Regions from separate parts of the Homo sapiens genome. Here region 1 is linked to region 2. Evidence: chromatin loops called from intact Hi-C (ENCODE). Cell type or tissue: IMR-90. All regions are shown on one strand. Each heading gives the region's core, and the rest is flanking DNA. Links, peaks and the distances in the headings are about the cores only. Region 1 has its middle 140 kb from the start of CEP120. Region 2 overlaps PRDM6 (PR/SET domain 6).

Region 1 (8,678 bases), core at 679-8,678, 170 kb before region 2:
CAACACAAGGTTGACATCTTTCATTCCATTTTAATTGCTGAGTTTTTTTTCAGTATGGAAAATTTCAAGCCTCCACCAAAGTGGAGAGAATAGTATAATGAACACTCATCTATTTCTCTCCCATCCTCAATAAAGATCCACATTCTACCATTCTAGTTTCACATATTCCCCACCTCTATATTTTTCCCCTCTGCTGGAATATTTTTAAGCAAACTCAAAATATTCTAATAATCACTTAGGGTTGATGAAATTCAACAGGCCATAGATTGTTTAGGGTGTCCACATGTGTCTCCAGTCGTAAAGGTGTCATTGATTAGAATATTTTAAATCATAACAGATTGCTTTTCCCCCATCCACTATGAGTTTATTTCAAGGACTTCTCATGAAGCCCTGAAGGGACACTTTCAAGCCTCGGAGTTTTCACCTTCCCTTTCTTTCACCCAGTAGTAGGAAACTACAAAGTGTGGCACTGGGTTTTAAACTGGGAGCAGTATGTCTCATTATGAGCCAAGCCAATTAGGGGCTCCTAGTCAGTAGTATGTTTCACCACAGTATTTAGATGAGCAATGGCAAGCTGCAAAGCATTACTTGGTAAATGATGATTTTTAGGTTCCCAAGATCAGTAGATCCAGGTTTTAAAATAGTGTTTGTTTTTGCCATGCCCTCACTTTTCAAAAATTCTTCCACATAATGGCCCTGTTCAATCATTTCTATTTCCAAACATTCATGTCCACTGACACTTCTAATAAAATGGAGGGTCTCAGCCCTATTGCCATAAAAGGGATCCCAGACAAAAAGGGATCACTAACAAAGTGAAATGTTTAATTCCTTTCAAAAATCAACTGGGAGGTGTAGAAAGATAGACATTGAAGGAAAGTTCAGATTGAATGCATCTCCCAAGCCATGTGCTCTCAGGAGTTCCTCTGAGCTATCTGCTACTTACTTGCCACTTACATTGTTTTCTAGAGGACGCATCTTTAATTCAGTTTTGTTTTCTTCCTTATGGGAAGCCTGGCTACACAGACAGACAAAGAAGTTTTAATTCTTAAGTGATTGTTCAGAAGCATGAAAGCCTGAGGCAGTCTAGTTCATGTGTATTAATACTATAGAAGGACAGATGAGGACTAAAGACTGCAGTGCCTATCCTAAAAAAGCATATAATTCAATTGTGAGGAAAAGCCAGGCAAGCATGGAAATCCAATAAGAACAGTTAGTTGAAAGCACAAAAATAAATTGAGTGTAACTTATACATAGATACAACCACCTTCATGCAGTCTAAGAAATTTAGATGTTTCTCATGCTGCTTGAAAAGTTGGTCAAATAATGAATTCAAGGTTTAAAATTCAAAGAATACAGAATATACTTGGGAACTGAAATACCAACCTTACATGGTGCTTCCATGATGCTCATGAAAGAGGTTTTTATTTGGAAGTATATGTTTCAAGGTCACAAAGTGGAATATAATTTTAATAACTCTTCTAAGGCTCAGTATCACTGGGACTAGGCAAACACTACTGAAATTATTTTGCTTCTAAGAAACAAAGACTTGGGGCCGGGTGCGGTGGCTCACGCCTGTAATCCCAGTACTTTGGGAGGCCGAGGCAGGCAGATCATGAGGTCAGGAGATTGAGACAATCCTGGCTAACATGGTGAAACCCCGTCTCTACTAAAAATACAAAAAATTAGCCGGGCGTGGTGGCGGGTGCCTGTAGTCCCGGCTACTTGGGAGGCTGAGGCAGGAGAATGGCGTGAACCCAGGAGGCGGAGCTTGCAGTGAGCTGAGATCATGCCACTGCACTCCGGCCTGGGCGACAGAGCAAGACTCTGTCTCAAAAAAAAAAAAAAAGAAATAAACACTTGGAATATGAGATAGAATAGTACTAAGAGAAGCAGACAAAATCCAACAATATAAAATAAAATTATATATCACAATCAAGTGTTTCCTAGACTACATTAGAAAATCAGCTATAGAAAGTTACCACAGTAATAAACACATATGATTATCTCAATAATGAAAAACTGTTGACAAAATTGAATGTACATTTATAATAAAATATCTTATCAAGGAAGGCACAGAGCTATACTTACTGAACCTGATAACGTATATCCACAGGAAACATCATAATTAATGGTATTGTTGAGAGCCTTCCTTTTAAAGTCAGAAATGAGAGAAGATTGCCTATTATTAATTCTATTCAATCTTGTATTAGTGGTCTTCTCCAATGCAGTTACAGCAAAAATAAATAATAAGTAAAATGTGTAAGAATTGGATAATAACAAAACTATCTTATTCCCAAATAAAATCATTGTGTAGAAGAAAATCTACAGAAAAGATTTACAAGTTGCTGGATATAAAAATCAATGTATAAAAATCAATTACATTTCTATACTCCCAGCACTGAATAGTTAAGAAAATTTTAAATAGATCCCATTAATATATCATTAAAAACATAAAGATTCTATGAATAAATTTTTAAAAATATGTGTAAAACTTCTATGAATAAAATGACAAGGTTTTATTGAAATACAACAGAGAAGGCTTAATCACACCATATACCATGTTCATGGATTGGAAATTTCAATATTTTTAAGGACAGTGTTCCCCAAATTGGTATTTAGATTCAATATGATTTCATTAAAAATACCAAAGGTTTTTTTTTTTTTTCTGTGAAATGGACAAGCTGATTCTAATATTTATATGGACCAAGGGGAATTTAGTTTAACAGATATCACCACTTATAATAAATAATAATTGATTCAATATCTTATCAGTTTAGGGATGGTCAAATTGATCAAAGGAACAGAATAGAGAATGCAGGAAAAAATATGTACATAATATATTAGTCTGCTTGTGATGCCATAACAAAATATTATAGACTGGGGGGCTTACATAACATTTACTTCTCACAGTTCTAGAAACTGGAAATCCAAAATCAAGATGTGACTAAGTTGGTTTCTGGTAAGGGCCTTTTCCTGGCTTGCAGATGAGTGCCTTCTCATTGTATCCTCACATGGCAGAGAGACAGCAATCTCTCTCTTCCTCTTCTTATAAAGCCCTATCCTTATAACCTCATATAATTCTAATTGCCCCCTAAATGTCCTATCTTGAAACACCACCATACTGGGACTTAAGGCCTCAACACATGAATTTTTGGAAGACACCATTCAGCCTATAGCATATGGATAATTAGTTTATGACAGTAGCTATTAAGTTGCAGGGACTTTTCAATAAATGACGCTGGGATAACTGGATACCCACAGGATAAAAACCAAAAATTGGGTCTATACCTTATGCCACATATGACATCCATTCTAGTGGTTAAATGTGCAAGGTAAATTTATAAAACTCTTAGAAGACAATATAGACTGTCTTTATAACCTAGAATTAGAGAAGTTCTTAAGACACACAAAACCCACAAACCATATAGACAAAGATTAGTAAATTAAACTGACTTAAAACTAAGAACCGCAGTTCATCAAACTTCACCATAAAGATAGTGAAAGGAAAAGCCACAAATCAAGAGATAGTATTTGCAATATACATAACTAACAAACGGAAATAGGCAATGGAAAACAGACCCTTCATAGAAGAGGAAACCCAGATAGCCAATACACACACAGAAAGTTGTGCAACCTCTTTAGTTAACTGGAGAAATACAAGCTAAAATCCATAATGATTTGTTTTGTTACCACTAAATAGGCAAAAAAAATCTGGCAATATTAAATATTGGTGAGAGAATGCACAATTTCTATATGTATATTGCTAGTGAGAGAGTGAATCTGCAGATCCCGTAAAGAAAACAATTTGGCATTATCAGTGAAGATGCCCGTACCCGTGGCCCAGCAATTCCACTTCCAGCAAGACCTAGAGAAATTCTAGGGTATACATTTGGAGAATTCTTTATAAGTTAACAACAGCACTATCTGAATAGAAGATAATGGGAAGTAACCCAAATGTCTATCAGCAATAGAACACATGGATGCAGGAGTGAACATGAATGAACTTTAGACACATGTAGCAAAATGAATGACCCTTAAGAACATAACGTCACTTGGAAAAAAATAAGCCACAAAGAATATATCTAATATATATGTATATAAAGTTCTAAAACATGCAGAAATTTAAAGTCATATAATTTTTCAGATAGAAGCATGATAAAATTACACATTAAGGTAGTAAGTGATGGCTACTGGAAAATTCAGGATGGGAAAGGAGATGGGGATCAAGAAGGAATTCAAGGATATTAAAACGAAGTGGTTATATTATTTCCTTATGCTATCTATTCATTGTATCATTATTATTTATACCTCACATATATTTTAAATATTCTTTTGTATCAACTTAATAATCGATAAGTTTTTAAAAAGAGAAATACTGACCTGCAGCAATCTTTACATTGATTACATCTAATTTGTGGTTTTTAAGAGAATACTTTTCTATAGATATCATTTCCTGACAATATTGGAATAGAAGCAAAAAATAAATCCTCGTTATCCCAATAAACACGACAGAAAATCTTCAAAGACGAACTTCAGGCAGAGGGAGAGAGACAGAATAAAATCACCACCCGCCTACACGAAGCCAAAAGCCTCCCTTGAAAAAAGAGTCTTCGAGACGCACATCCCCCAGCCGACATCGCTTTCAATTCCAGTGATAAGGCTGTAAATTCCCTTCCCGGGCCTGGAGTTTAGTGTAAACACTCCAAGAGCCTGCAGGACCACAGAGAGAGAGAAATGGCTGGTCTCTGGCTGTTTTTCCTCTTGGGGGAATGCTCACTATCAACTGTTGAATCACAAAACCCAAACTCCCGGCATCTACCAAGGGCGGTGCGTCCCTGGCGTGGGGGAAGAGGGAGAGGGAGTCGGGGTAGAGGGAGTGGGGGGAGGGGCGGGAGGGTCGTAAGGGGGGAAGGGGAAGGGGAAGGGGAAGGGGAAGGGGAAGGGGAAGGGGAAGGGGTGGGTGGAGGGCAGGAGGGGCTGACAGCGCTGGGGCCCCGGGCAGTGGGTTCCTGCGCCTCAGGCCCTGGGATCCCGCTGCAGCGGCTAGGTTCTAGCTCCACACAACTGCCCACACCCCGCGCCGAGACCTTTCCAGCTTGCAGACTGCACATCATTTTAGGAGCTGGAACTGACCACGCGCACCTTTCTGCTCCGGGTCTAACTGGCCTCGGGGAATGGAAACATGGATAACAGTTCAGAACTGCCACTTGGGGAATGAAGCAAAAAAAAAAAAGACGCGCCAGGCACAAGGTTAATAGATCCTTATTTCCATGTTCATGTGGGAGATTAAAGCACATCTTGCAATTAATTTGGTTGCCCTGTGATCCATTACCGAGAATGCACACAGAGCAAGGCCAACTATGTGCAGCTCCGGGAGAGCGTGCGTCTCCGCCGGCAGAGCCTGCCTGAAACGTCTTCTCAGATAGCAGTTGCCAACAACAGCTCAGCCTGTCGGCTGCAGCACTTAAAGCTGATGGATATATATTATTTTTGTATGGAAAAAAAAATCCATTCTACTGTTAATGACTCCTGGAGTATTAGCTCAACTATTTTATGTTAAAATAAAGGATGATTTAGAGAAGTTTCCCATGGCACCTCAGTAACTTATGTCAGTATATTTTTAAAAATCAACTTTATTGAAGTACAATTTACATACAATAAAATGCAGTCATTTTAAGTGTACGGGTTGATGAGTTTGGTTTGTGCAACTAAGTACGATTAAGATGTAGAACATTTCCAACAGCCAGAAGTTCTGTGCTTCTTTTCTGTCCATCGTCCTCATCCCCTGCACTCCCGGCCCCAGAAAATCACTGATCTGCTTTCTGTCACTATACATAACGTTTTGCTGTTTCTAGAATTTCAAATAAATGGAGTCAGCTAATATATTTTAAATTCAGGGTCTCCCCCATTCTGAGAAACTTCAATTTTCTGAGGCGTTTTCTCTTGATTCTCATTGCTCAAAAGTGCAAGACTTCATTTTATTTCCCCTTACCCAATCTAAATTTAAACTTAAGAACCAGAAAAGTTGAAGATTTCTAAATTGAAGGGAAAATACATGCAACTCACACAGAACTTTAAAAAAAATGCTTTTATTTTACCTGTTTCATGTGAATTAACTGGACATGAGTTTCCCAACCTCATGGCTGACTGCAAGTGTCAGCTTCTGCGGGAATATGACAAAATCCATTTACGATAGCCACAAATAGAATAACAAAGAAAACTCTGAGAAGCCAGCCAATTATAAAATAGTAAAAAAATAAATAAATAAAATAAAAAATAAAAATAAAAATAAAGCTGTCTATCAGAATTACCTATGGAAATTTCTTCTGTGTCCAGTCACTGACTGGGGCCACGGAGTAAGGTGGTAACTCTCTTCACATTTCTGAAAAGCCTCTGAGAGGTCAGGGAACTTTGGGTGATGTAATGATATTCCACTGATTAACACCTGTGCCCAGTTCCAATAGAGCAGAAAGCTCTTCACGGTGAGCAACTCCGAGGTTCCCACTGTTCACAATCTTCCTAGGCACAAGGCTTCTTAGGAACTCAAGAATAGACTTGTCCCCAGGCACAATTTTAACTTATTCCCTACATCTTCTAGGCCATCACCTTTAGAGAGTTTTCAAGAGGCTGCAAGTCACAGGATTATAGAACTTCCATCTACCATGGCGGAAAATGAGAATACGGACTGTTTCCTGCCTTCTGTTTTTGTTACTCAACATATCTATTTTAATGGCAATTAAACTCTGGTACCCTCCCTTATCTCTGTTGGCTAATGTATTTAATTCCACCACTCCCATAGGGAATAATCCCAAATCTACAGCCTGTACTATATAAAAGACTCATGAATGCTTAATCAGAGCAAACAGAGGATTTGGTTTGTATAAACTGCAAAAGCTTGTGTCTTTTATGTCCAAAGAGCAGGACTGAAAGAAGAAAATGACAATAAATCATTTCAAGAAACAGCCTAACGTAAATGTTGTATGTTTATTTAAAACTTCATACAATCATTTGTCTAGAGCTACAGCCCAGTTTCAGAAAGTGACTTGCCATAATGAGATTCAGAGGAAAGCAGTATTCAAGAGCCAAAAAGACATATTACCTCCTTCCCAAACTGGCTTATGGAGAAAATAATAAGCTCTTAAATAGAAAGAACCACAGCATCCAAGAGAGTAATGCAACACTAACACAAACCTTTGATAATTTTAAAATAATTCTTAGTTAAGGGATTGGGATACACAAAATTAACATAGTTTTAAAGAGGGTGGAAGGAGGCGACTTCTTTTTTGTCTGAGTTGAAGCGAAAAAATCCAAGTTGATATCATCCTTAAGTTTGCTTCCAATAAAAAGAAACAAGAAGAATAGCGGCACGAGTCAGAGGTGGGGTGGGGATTTGGTTGTTTGTTAGGTATTTATTAAGTAAGAGGACGTGTTGTGCAGGGATTTAGAGCTTGAGCAGGCTCTGACTTCAGGGTGCCTCGGTTTGAATCTTGACTTTACCACTTCTCAGCTGAATAGCTTGTGCACGACCTTTCTTTTTCTCAGTCTCTTCATCTTTCACATTGGATGATGATAAAAACACCAGCCTCAGAGAATTGTTGTAAAGATTAAACATATATGGAGCGCTTTAATAGTGCCTGGCACCTAGTGAGTAAGTGTTGGGTTTTTGGAGAGATCTTCCATGTGTTTTAAATATAGCACGAGGGAAACTTTGGCAGTGGTTTCACTAGAAAGTGGAGATGGGTAGAGGTTGACAAAAAGTTACTTGCTCTGTGACCCAAAGACTAGATTTTTTGGAAAGAGTGAGCAAAATTATTCTCAAATTATTTTTCAGGCAAAGCGCAAATATAATTCTGTTCCTACATTGCCTCAAAACCAAGATATGTAAAAGCCAGCATCAATCCTTGTTTCATAGGTTTGCACTGTCTTTTAAAGTATGCATTGTTCTCTCTTTTATTGAGAACAGCATGGAATCAGCTGGCCATTATGTGCTTTCTCAATGCGCTATGGGCTTTCATAACTGGGTACACAGGATCACATAAATCCTGACTTCTCTAAGAGACAGTGCTGCCAACAAGTGCAACAAGGCTGACAAGTGCAAAGTCTGGCCCACAGCAATATCCTAAAATCTGGATTAATCTGTTTGTAATATCGTGCTGGCAGCTGATGTGGCGGTAGATTTTCTATTTTTTCTCATTGATTTGTTTGATTGGGAAGAAGGGAGGGGGAACCCTGATGAACTTTCAACTCTATAATAACCAAATAGAGAAGGTGGTAGGTAGTGGGGAGTTAATTTTATTATGTAGATGCTGATGTATAGTAATGCTTTCTGTCCTCACAGCTTCAAAGAGATACAAAAAATTTCTAAGGAATCAACCATAGAAATAGAAGACAGTTTATTTGTAGTTACATGAACTGATCCTGGGGAAGAAAACGGATATGAAGAATATATAATGCAACCTTACAAAAAAAAAAAACTTAAAATTTTGCAGTTTGTAAGGGTGTTAATAAAAATTTCAACATAACCATAAGGAAAAGTGCTATGTTTCATCAGTTTTACTGCCATCAAACACAGCTCTTCTAAATCAGAAAAAGTGAAGCTATTGTAATGCTAGGCTGCTGGCACTTATAGCTATGGATTTTCTTTTAATTTCCCCAAGAAAAGTCATAGCATATATGTG
Region 2 (8,780 bases), core at 227-8,226:
TAATCCCTGATCCCTGTCCCACCTAAATCAAGGCAGTGTGATTGCCAAAAACAGCAAAGTTTCTAAATTAGACACCGTATCAGTAAAAGAACAGATTTATTCCATTTAATGCCAGTGCTAAGTTGGGCTATTGTCTGAAATAACAGATTTGGGTAAATACATTTACCAATGGAGCAATAATATTTTTGTCTTAGCCCTTTAGAACCAAACTTCCCGTGTCTGTCTGTTCCATAAAAACACTTCGAGGTCTTTTAAAGCACTATATGAAGTGTGTCTGATCAGCACAAAAGTAAACTGAAATTTGGCAACATTCATTCTACAAATGCGAGTGTCTAAAGTGGACTTAGGGCGTCTGAATTATCCTGCTGGACATCTACAATGAAATAAATATTTAGAATACCACCAGATTGGCTCTTCCTGTTGTGCTACATAAACAGTCATATATGCAGAGAATTATGGTATGATTGCTGTGCTGCAGGACAACGGCAGCACAAAATAAGGATGCCCAACCCAACTTGCCTTCAACACAGAAGGAGCAGCCATTCAATCTGGCAAGTCAGTCTCTAAGGTTGGCCTGACCTGGACCAGGTCAAAGTTTGGCAGGAACCCTGTCTTCCCTGCCCTTGCTCATGTCACTCTAATGAGTATCGTTTAAGGAATGTCACCTACTCTAAACCATGGATTCTCCAGTTTTTCAGAATATTCAAATACCCCAGCTCTCCCTTTCTCCACCCATACCTCAGCTTTCTCCTTTTCTTCTCCATGTTATTTCTCTTTCAGTTGCCCTCTAACGAGAGCCCATAGAACTCTCATCTGATACAAGAGACAGGACTGAGGCAGCCAGAAAAGCCAGATAAGAAATCAGAAGTACATCTAAGGGTTTGTATCAAATGGGCCTAAAGTTTCCAATGTTATCAGAGTGGCATTAAGAGTTTGCATGGGAGGAACGAGAAATCATGCCTATTTAAAGCATCAGTATAAATGTGGGAAGAGAACGAAAGGCAATAGAAATGAAAATAAAACAACCAATTGTAAAATATTTTTTTTGCAAACGTGGATTCCAAGGATCCCAAAGACAATTGAGAAAGTTTATTTGTTTTGGATTTATTTTAAAGCCTACCAATGAAATGCAGCCACTTCCAGAACCAGGGCATTTCATGATCTCTGTGGCAATGCAGTATGTAAAAGTAACCGACTACATGAAAAATCTCAATAGCCAGCCACATGGTTCTACACATCCTTAATCTCTGGAATGAGAGCCAAAAGCTTTGAACTGACTACAGGTGGCTTCCCAGACCTCCAAAAGGTGTTTTCCAAACACTCAAGAGTCAAAAGGGCCAAATACTGGATCCTTAGGTGTGATGTGCCTGGAAAGCATATAATCAGGTCATCTGTTAAAAGCCACTAATATGAAAGAGGAAAAGATATACAAATGGTTTATAATAGAAAAAGTAGCGAATATAGACAAGGAATCAGAGAAGCAAATACTCTCACCCTATCAGGGGAGTGTAAACTGATATAACCTTTCTGAGGGTAAATTAGGCAAAATTAAAAGCTTTTAAAATATATAAGTATTTTAACCCAGAAACATAAAAAATTTATACCAATAAAATAGTCATAGATATGCCAAAAGAATCTATAAGAATCTATAAGGATTCAAATAAGGATTTCCATTCCAGGGGAAAAATTTAAGCAAGTCAAATATCCAAAATTAGGCCATATCCATATGCTGGGATACTAGGCAATCATTAAACTCGTAGTAAAGAATGTTTCATAATTTAAAACATTTTACAATATACTATGTTTTAAACATTACCAAAATTCTTGTAGTCGGATTTTAAACTTTTTTTTTAAAGGTTTATTGCCACAAGAAAAAAACTAGAATTAAATACAGTGAAAATACCAAGTTATTACCTCCAACTAGAGACATTATAGGTAATTTTTATTTTCTTCTTACTGCTTAACCTCTTCCCAGTTTTCTGTAGCAATTATCCTATGTAATAAAAAAATTGCAATGAAAAGATCGATAACTACAAATATGATGCAAACACATTGAGGGATTTAAGTAGAGAGTACTCAAGAGAAAGCAGAAAAACACCTATAACGAGAAATGATCACCAGGAACAAAAGAAGCAATCAGAGAAAGAAGCCATAAATCATCTCAGTCATCACCCAAAGAAGAAGTTAGTCCCGCTTCAGAGAAATCCAATAAATAAAATGTTTACATTCACAAGATAAATAAACTAGGGAACTAGATGGTAATTATATTTCAAAAGGTTGACTACTTTACTAAAACACTCATTTTAAAGGTATCTTAAATTTACTCCTTTGTACTGAGGTTCTCAAGGCTGTTTGTCTATCAGAATCCCCACTAGAACATTTATAAAATGTCTGCCATCAGACTACACCCCTGATGATTCTGATTCAGCAGGTTACAGGTGAGACTCAGGAATTCTTTTTTTTTTTTTTTTTTTTTTGTCAGATGGAGTCTCGCACTGTCGCCCAGGCTGGAGTGCAATGGTGGGATCTCGGCTCACTGCAAACTCTGCCTCCCAGGTTCACACGATTCTTCTGCCTCAGCCTCCCTAGTAGCTGGGATTACAGGCGCCCGCCACCACGCCCAGCTAATGTTTCCTATTTTTAGTAGAGACGGGGTCTCCCTGTGTTGGCCAGGCTGGTCTCGAACTCCTGACCTCGTGATCCGCCGGCCTTGGCCTCCCATAGTGCTAGGATTATAGACATGAGCCACCGCACCCAGCCTCAGGAATTCTTAAAAAAAAAAAAAAAACTAAAAAACTCCCCAACTAAACTGTTACATATTAAAAGAGATGCAAGAGATTTTTCAACAATGTGAAGACTTTGTTTTTATTGTTATTGAAACAAACTAACTATAAAAAATATTTGGGGGGGAAGGAAGAGACATGGAACTTAGACAACATTAAGAAGTTATTGTTAATATTATCAGGTGTGAGGATGGGATTGTGGTTATGTGGTGGTTTTTTAATCTGTGTCTTTTAAAGACAGATATTAAAATATTTATAGGTGAAATGTTAAGGTGACTGGGATTTACATTTACATAGTCCAACAAGAAAACAGGCTTGGTGTGTGGCTCACACCTGTAATCCCAACATTTGGGGAGGCCAAGGTGGGAGGATCACTTGAGCCCAGGAGTTTGAGGCTGCAGTGAGCTATGATTGCACCACTGCACTCCTGTCTGGGTGACGGAGTGAGACCCTGTCTCAAAAAAGCAAAACAAAACAAAAAGAAAAAACAACACAAAAAATGAAGCAAAAAAAGAAAAGTTGGAGCAAACAGAGAAAACAAGAATAGAAAGAAAAAAATATTCAAAATAAGTTGCCGGTGCAAGAGAACTTATTCACTATTTATTTCTCTGTACTTTGGGGCATGTTTGAAATTTCTATAAAAACATAGGTAAAAAAAGCTTCTTGGTGGCTTGGGAGCCAAGTGGTTTAAAGATACTCCGTTTTAAGTGTGCAAAACTGGACCTAAAGCAACTTTTCAGGACCCTGCTCTTTTGCACAAAGTAAGAAATTTTACATTTTTGTAATTTTCATTTTAAAAACATCAGTGAGTTAACATTTATAAACATCAACTCACAGATCTTTAAAACAACAATATTAAGCCCAAACATAAGGAAAAAGGTCCCACATTTAATAAGTACCCACTATTTATCATTTATTACCTTATTCATTTCTGCCAATAACTCTGTAAGAGAGATAATTCCCAATATACAGAAGCCAAACCTACGGCTCCAAAAGATTAACTAACATGTCCAAATATGCTCACTAAAATAATGAAAATCTATTAACCTAGATGCTAAGGGTTTAACAGTAAGGAAACAGTTAAGCAAATTCTGACTTGTCCATTTAACGGACAATATTTTAAATATAATGGTAACAAAGAATACAAATTACACTAGGGCATGTTTAGATAATAATTTAAAGTTAAAAGTCTATTCAGCATACTACATGCCCATAGGCATATGTAAAAATTTCTAAGGAAAAATACATTTAAAATTTTAGAGTTTGCCTCCGGATGGTGAGCTGTGAGAATTTAAAATTTTTTCCTGTAATTTTTGAATTTTTGGTAATGAACATCATTTACTTGTTTAATAAAGGAAAAGCCCTTAATTTTATATTAAAAAATAAAATCCCAGCTACCCCCACCACCCCACTGAACTGCTCAACTCCACACCTCTCACCCTGTCCACTGTGTGACGCTGCCTCCAGAGGATAGGACAAACATCACATCATGATCACACCATTTCCACTCAACAACCAAACAGCAGAATTCCTAGAGGAGAATGACACCAGGTAACTGCATCAAAACAACACTGTTTGGACATAACACAGGACGGCTTCAAAACAGCATCTAGAATATTTTTAAATTATGCACATTTGTTCCTCTTTAAAATTTTCCATTTTCATCTTCTCAAAACATTTATCCATCTCTAAACTTCGGCTTTCTAAGACCCACTTTAAATCTTTTTGGAAAGAAGTTAACTGAGGATAAATAAATACCCTTAACAGAATAAAAAATATTCAAAATCAACCAATAACTCTTTGTAAGATACCTAATGTATATTAAGCATTCTAGGAGAGAGGACGAGGGAAAAACCTTAAACTTTTTTTAATGGAATGAAAAAATTTTAAGTTAAAAAATGCAAATAAATTAAAATATAATTTTTTAACCTTGTTTAAAGCTCTGGAATAAAACTGACTTGACTTAACTTGGTAGTATAACCACTCATGTATTTTCATTTAAAAAATGCGTCTACTTAGCTTGACTGTTTGAATTCCTTTCTGTTGCTTAATTTCCAAACAAAAGATATTACTGCTGGTTTTAAATGGCTGAATCATCTGAGAAGGGTCTCTCTGACACCGCTGACAATGTAGTTCTAAAAACAGAAAATTATAGATTATCAGAGAAGGAAGTTTAGATGTATCAGCTTAGGGTCTGAAGCATGTCTTGTGAGGCCACCCAAAAAGACAGCTTTCCTCATAGTCCCCGACCCTGGGCTCTAATCTCCAGCCCACAAACAGATGCATTCCTCTAATTCCAAGAGGGGGCAGGGCCAGGCATCACCGGCAGAAGTTTCTGGTCACTGTAGCAGGAGTGTAGATGTTGCAGCTGAGGAAGCCACAGAGCCGCCCTGAAGGTGGCAGGACTGTAAGCCCTTCCTGCAGTGGGCGCCTGAGCACCAGCGGCTTTCAGGACCTGTCTCTCCCTTCACTTCTTTCCTCACCTTCTCAGAAACTGTCATCATTTTGCCCACGTCCTCTTCTCAAGTCCTAACCCTTATCACTCATTTTGTTCTTGTTTCATTTTTTTAAATCTCTCATCTTGTTTTTTCCCTACTCTAATCTCTACTCATTTAAACATTTGCATTCCTTAGTTTTCTTATTAGTTTGGATGTCGGTTTAGGCTAGTTTTTTTCTTGTTTGTTTATTTGTGGGTAGGAGATAGTAACAGTTAATGCTACCTACTACACATCAGTCACTCCAGTGCATTATTCAACTTTTTCTGCTACTATCATATGAACACCATCACCCCTATCTTTGAACTCCAAGCCCCTACACAGGTGGGGTCTTCTTTGTTTTTTGTTTGTTTCCTCCATTTTTGAACACAACTCAGTGCCATTTGTGGAAGGATGCATAAGAGCCAAGATACTTAGCTCCCAAATCTAGCAAGATGCATTCATTTGTCTCAAAACCTAAGACACTCCTCTTTTGTTCCAACAGAAGGTCATATACCTGTGCCTGTGCGTGATGTTACCACAATCACCATCAGAAAAGGAAAGAAAAGAAAAAAAATTCTAGGGCAGAAAATTGCTGCCTTAGACTCCTCTTCCCCATTCCAGCACCATTCTACCCATACTTGTTTGCTCTCTACTTCTTGTCCTTCTACTTAGAATGCTACCAAATGTAAGACATTACAACACTCAAGTGCCCTAAAAGTGCTGTGCACCCTGACTGACAGCTCATGTGTAAGACAGTCTGTGCTTTGGTCATTGAAATTCACAAGGGTTCAGGGATGTCCCCAGACTTATCGTAATCTTTATCAGCCCAAATGAAGGGGAGAGCTTGGATGGTGGTGAAACTTGCAAAACCTAGTTTTACCTTACTTGTTGAGTCAAACCCATGTTCTCTTCATTTGCAAGCTGCCCTCCTCAAGTTTTCCTCCTAAAGATTATGTTGTAGTTTCCTATTTGCATCTCAAACCGCAACTCTCTACCTAGTTTTCAAGAAGTTCACTGATGCGACTCCAATTTATCAGCCTTATTTCTTAATATCAGCCTATTGAGAGACAGCCACACTCCAAGTCAACCTTCTAAACAAAACAACTTGCTCATTCCTCCTCTGGGCTTTTGCATTTGCCATTTATCCCAACTTGAATTCCATCTCTCTTCATGATTACTATTCCACATACACTAATCCTGAAAAACCTGATTGCAAACTAACATCCAGAGGAGGCTTGAGTTGACTCACCTCCCCAACTGGCTCTTCATTCATCTCCTCAGTTATCCCTCTGGATTTTCAAAATCAGGTGCCCAGGTTCACTTAAACATCTTCCTCAGGTATCCAATGTCTCCCTCACAGACTGTAAGCTCCATCTAGTCATGGACTGTGTCTTTCTAAGACAATGCTATCTTCAGACAACCCTTTAAAGTGCCTGGCACATTGAGAAGCTTATCAAATATATGTTGAATAATTGAATGAATGGCTCACCCCTATCACATTGTAAGCTCCTCCAAAATCGGAACTGCGCCCATTAGCACTTTACATAATCCACAATTTCTGGTCCAGCTCTTGGTATGATAGTCACTGCACATGCAAAGCAAATGAGCAAATGCTGTTTAGGCCTTCACATTCATCCCAACGTGACACACTCCGTGGCTGCTCTTTGCTCTGGCAACTTTGGCAAGATTAAACAGAACTTTAGCTTTAGAGTTCTTACACCAGCAGGACGAATCTGAGGAAAATCCATCAGTGACTCTAACCAAACAGGAAAGGTGATGGGGACACCAAAAAGAAACCCATCTTCCTTCCTGCTGGTTATCTAGTCCTTTCTCATGTGTCCCCATTTTTAAACTTTTCAGACACAAACTTGCTGTGATCCAGTCAAGATTATGAAAATTTCCATCATGCCAGGCCACTAAACAGAGTTTTCGGAAGTAGAAGCCACTGCCTTGGCCAGAGGAAAAAAAAATGCCAAAAACCAAAGGTACCTCAAATGACCCACTGCCTTCTAGGGCAGGACAATCCGAGTTGTGACTACTTTAGCCATAAGCTCCCTAGTAGAGATAACCTGGGTATGGGTATGTTTATTGCCTTTTTCCCCAGGCCCCACCCCTACCCCCTTACTAGGAGCTCTAAAACTGTTAAAATTACATAACCCTAGAGTTACTCTGGACTTGGGTCCAAATTTAAATGAACTGTTGGGTTGCCGGGCAGTCCTGGAGGACCCCTGGGAAAAGTCATTAGAAAGCTTAAAGCTATTTGGGGGCTCCAGAGCTCCCTGGCAGGGACCAGTTATGTGCATAAAAGCAGGAGGCAAGACAAAATCTCACAATAGAACTTAGTGGCTGCAGAGCCAGCTTATTAGGGTACAAAACAAAGGAATTTTCCAGCTACAGAGAAGTGAAGTAAATTAGGGAGAACAAGGAAATTACTGGCTGGGAGACAGAGTTATTATGGAAAGCTGATTTCACTGTCCAAAAATTTAGCCTGCACTTTTTCTTGAAATTATCCAAATATTTCAGCAATTATCTATTTATATGGTTGTTTTCTGGGCATTTCCTTACTATTTCTCCCCAGTCTATTATACAGTGTTAAAATTATTTGCTTTTGAAGTCATTTTTTCACTTCCATCACAACTTACAAAGCCTAGCCTGACCGTCCCTCTAGGTCCCAACAGGTCTGGACTTGGAAAAGGTTTTCAACTGGCCTAAAGCAAATTGTCTTGTAACAGAAAAATAATTTTTTTTTTCACTTATGCTACATAATTGAGTTTGATTTCCATACATATCCCCTCCAATAACTACTGTATACAGTGATCCAAAGGTGTTCTTAAAAGATATGACGGTTTTCTTTGATAACTCTGGATCTGGAATACAAGATGTGCAATGACAGGAAACCACTTTCTTAGTTTGAAACTAGTTTAATATTACCTTGGTGATGCCGAGTTTGCAAACCAGCTCCTCTCTGTTTTGTACATTTTAGAATGCAAAGCTCCTAATAATGAGTGCATGAGTCATTCACATGGAGGTGACTTATAATTCAAACTGAATTAACTGTAAATGCAAGCAATTTGAAAAAAATTAAGGCCTTATGTTCAGTGTTGTCACTACATTTGTTAGGGATTTCATCACTGTGTGGAGGCGTTTAGTTCCAGGCTAACATTTGGACAGATGGAAAGCTCCCCTGGAGCATGTGGGTCAAAAGAGCCAGCTCCACCCGACCTTCAGAGGAACTGAGCAAGCAGCCTCCGGGATCCACAGCTTCCCTATCTCACTCACACCAGGCAGCACGGAGCACTCCCTGCATTTGAGAGGGCACAGCAACAAAACAGTCAGCCAGTTGTGATGAAATCTCTTGTAAATTAAAAAGTGATCAACAAAAATGATCACTGTTATTCCTACTATTATTGTTGTTAGTATAGAGGGAGTTCCTCTGTGTCTTTTCCTGCAGGTATTTTGGCAAGCATGATCCAATATGCTCAGGATAACAAATGATTAGTAATATTTTCAAAATGAGGAG

Evidence for each region. A loop is a pair of places that touch in the nucleus more often than their neighbours do. Peaks named below come from ENCODE experiments on the same cell type or tissue, not always from the same donor. Only the 100,000 strongest peaks of a DNase experiment are listed, where the experiment ranks them.
Region 1: it touches region 2 in a loop (2.4-fold over the local background); 2 of 110 quality-filtered maps call a loop at or near these places.

Annotation. Positions count from the first base shown.
Region 1 is chr5:123,281,951-123,290,628 of GRCh38, reverse strand. No RefSeq gene overlaps it. Among named protein-coding and RNA genes, the nearest start is that of CEP120, 140 kb to the left of the region's middle. In IMR-90, for the core only: no CTCF peak of the experiment used is centred there; a DNase peak (open chromatin) is centred at 4,668; H3K4me3 peaks cover 259 bases; H3K27me3 peaks cover 517 bases.
Region 2 is chr5:123,115,862-123,124,641 of GRCh38, reverse strand. The region is part of intron 3 of PRDM6 (PR/SET domain 6); the gene reads right to left. Among named protein-coding and RNA genes, the nearest start is that of PRDM6-AS1, 30 kb to the right of the region's middle. In IMR-90, for the core only: CTCF peaks have their summits at 4,244 and 5,167 (motif pointing right); DNase peaks (open chromatin) are centred at 4,841 and 5,131; H3K4me3 peaks cover 521 bases; H3K27ac peaks cover 909 bases.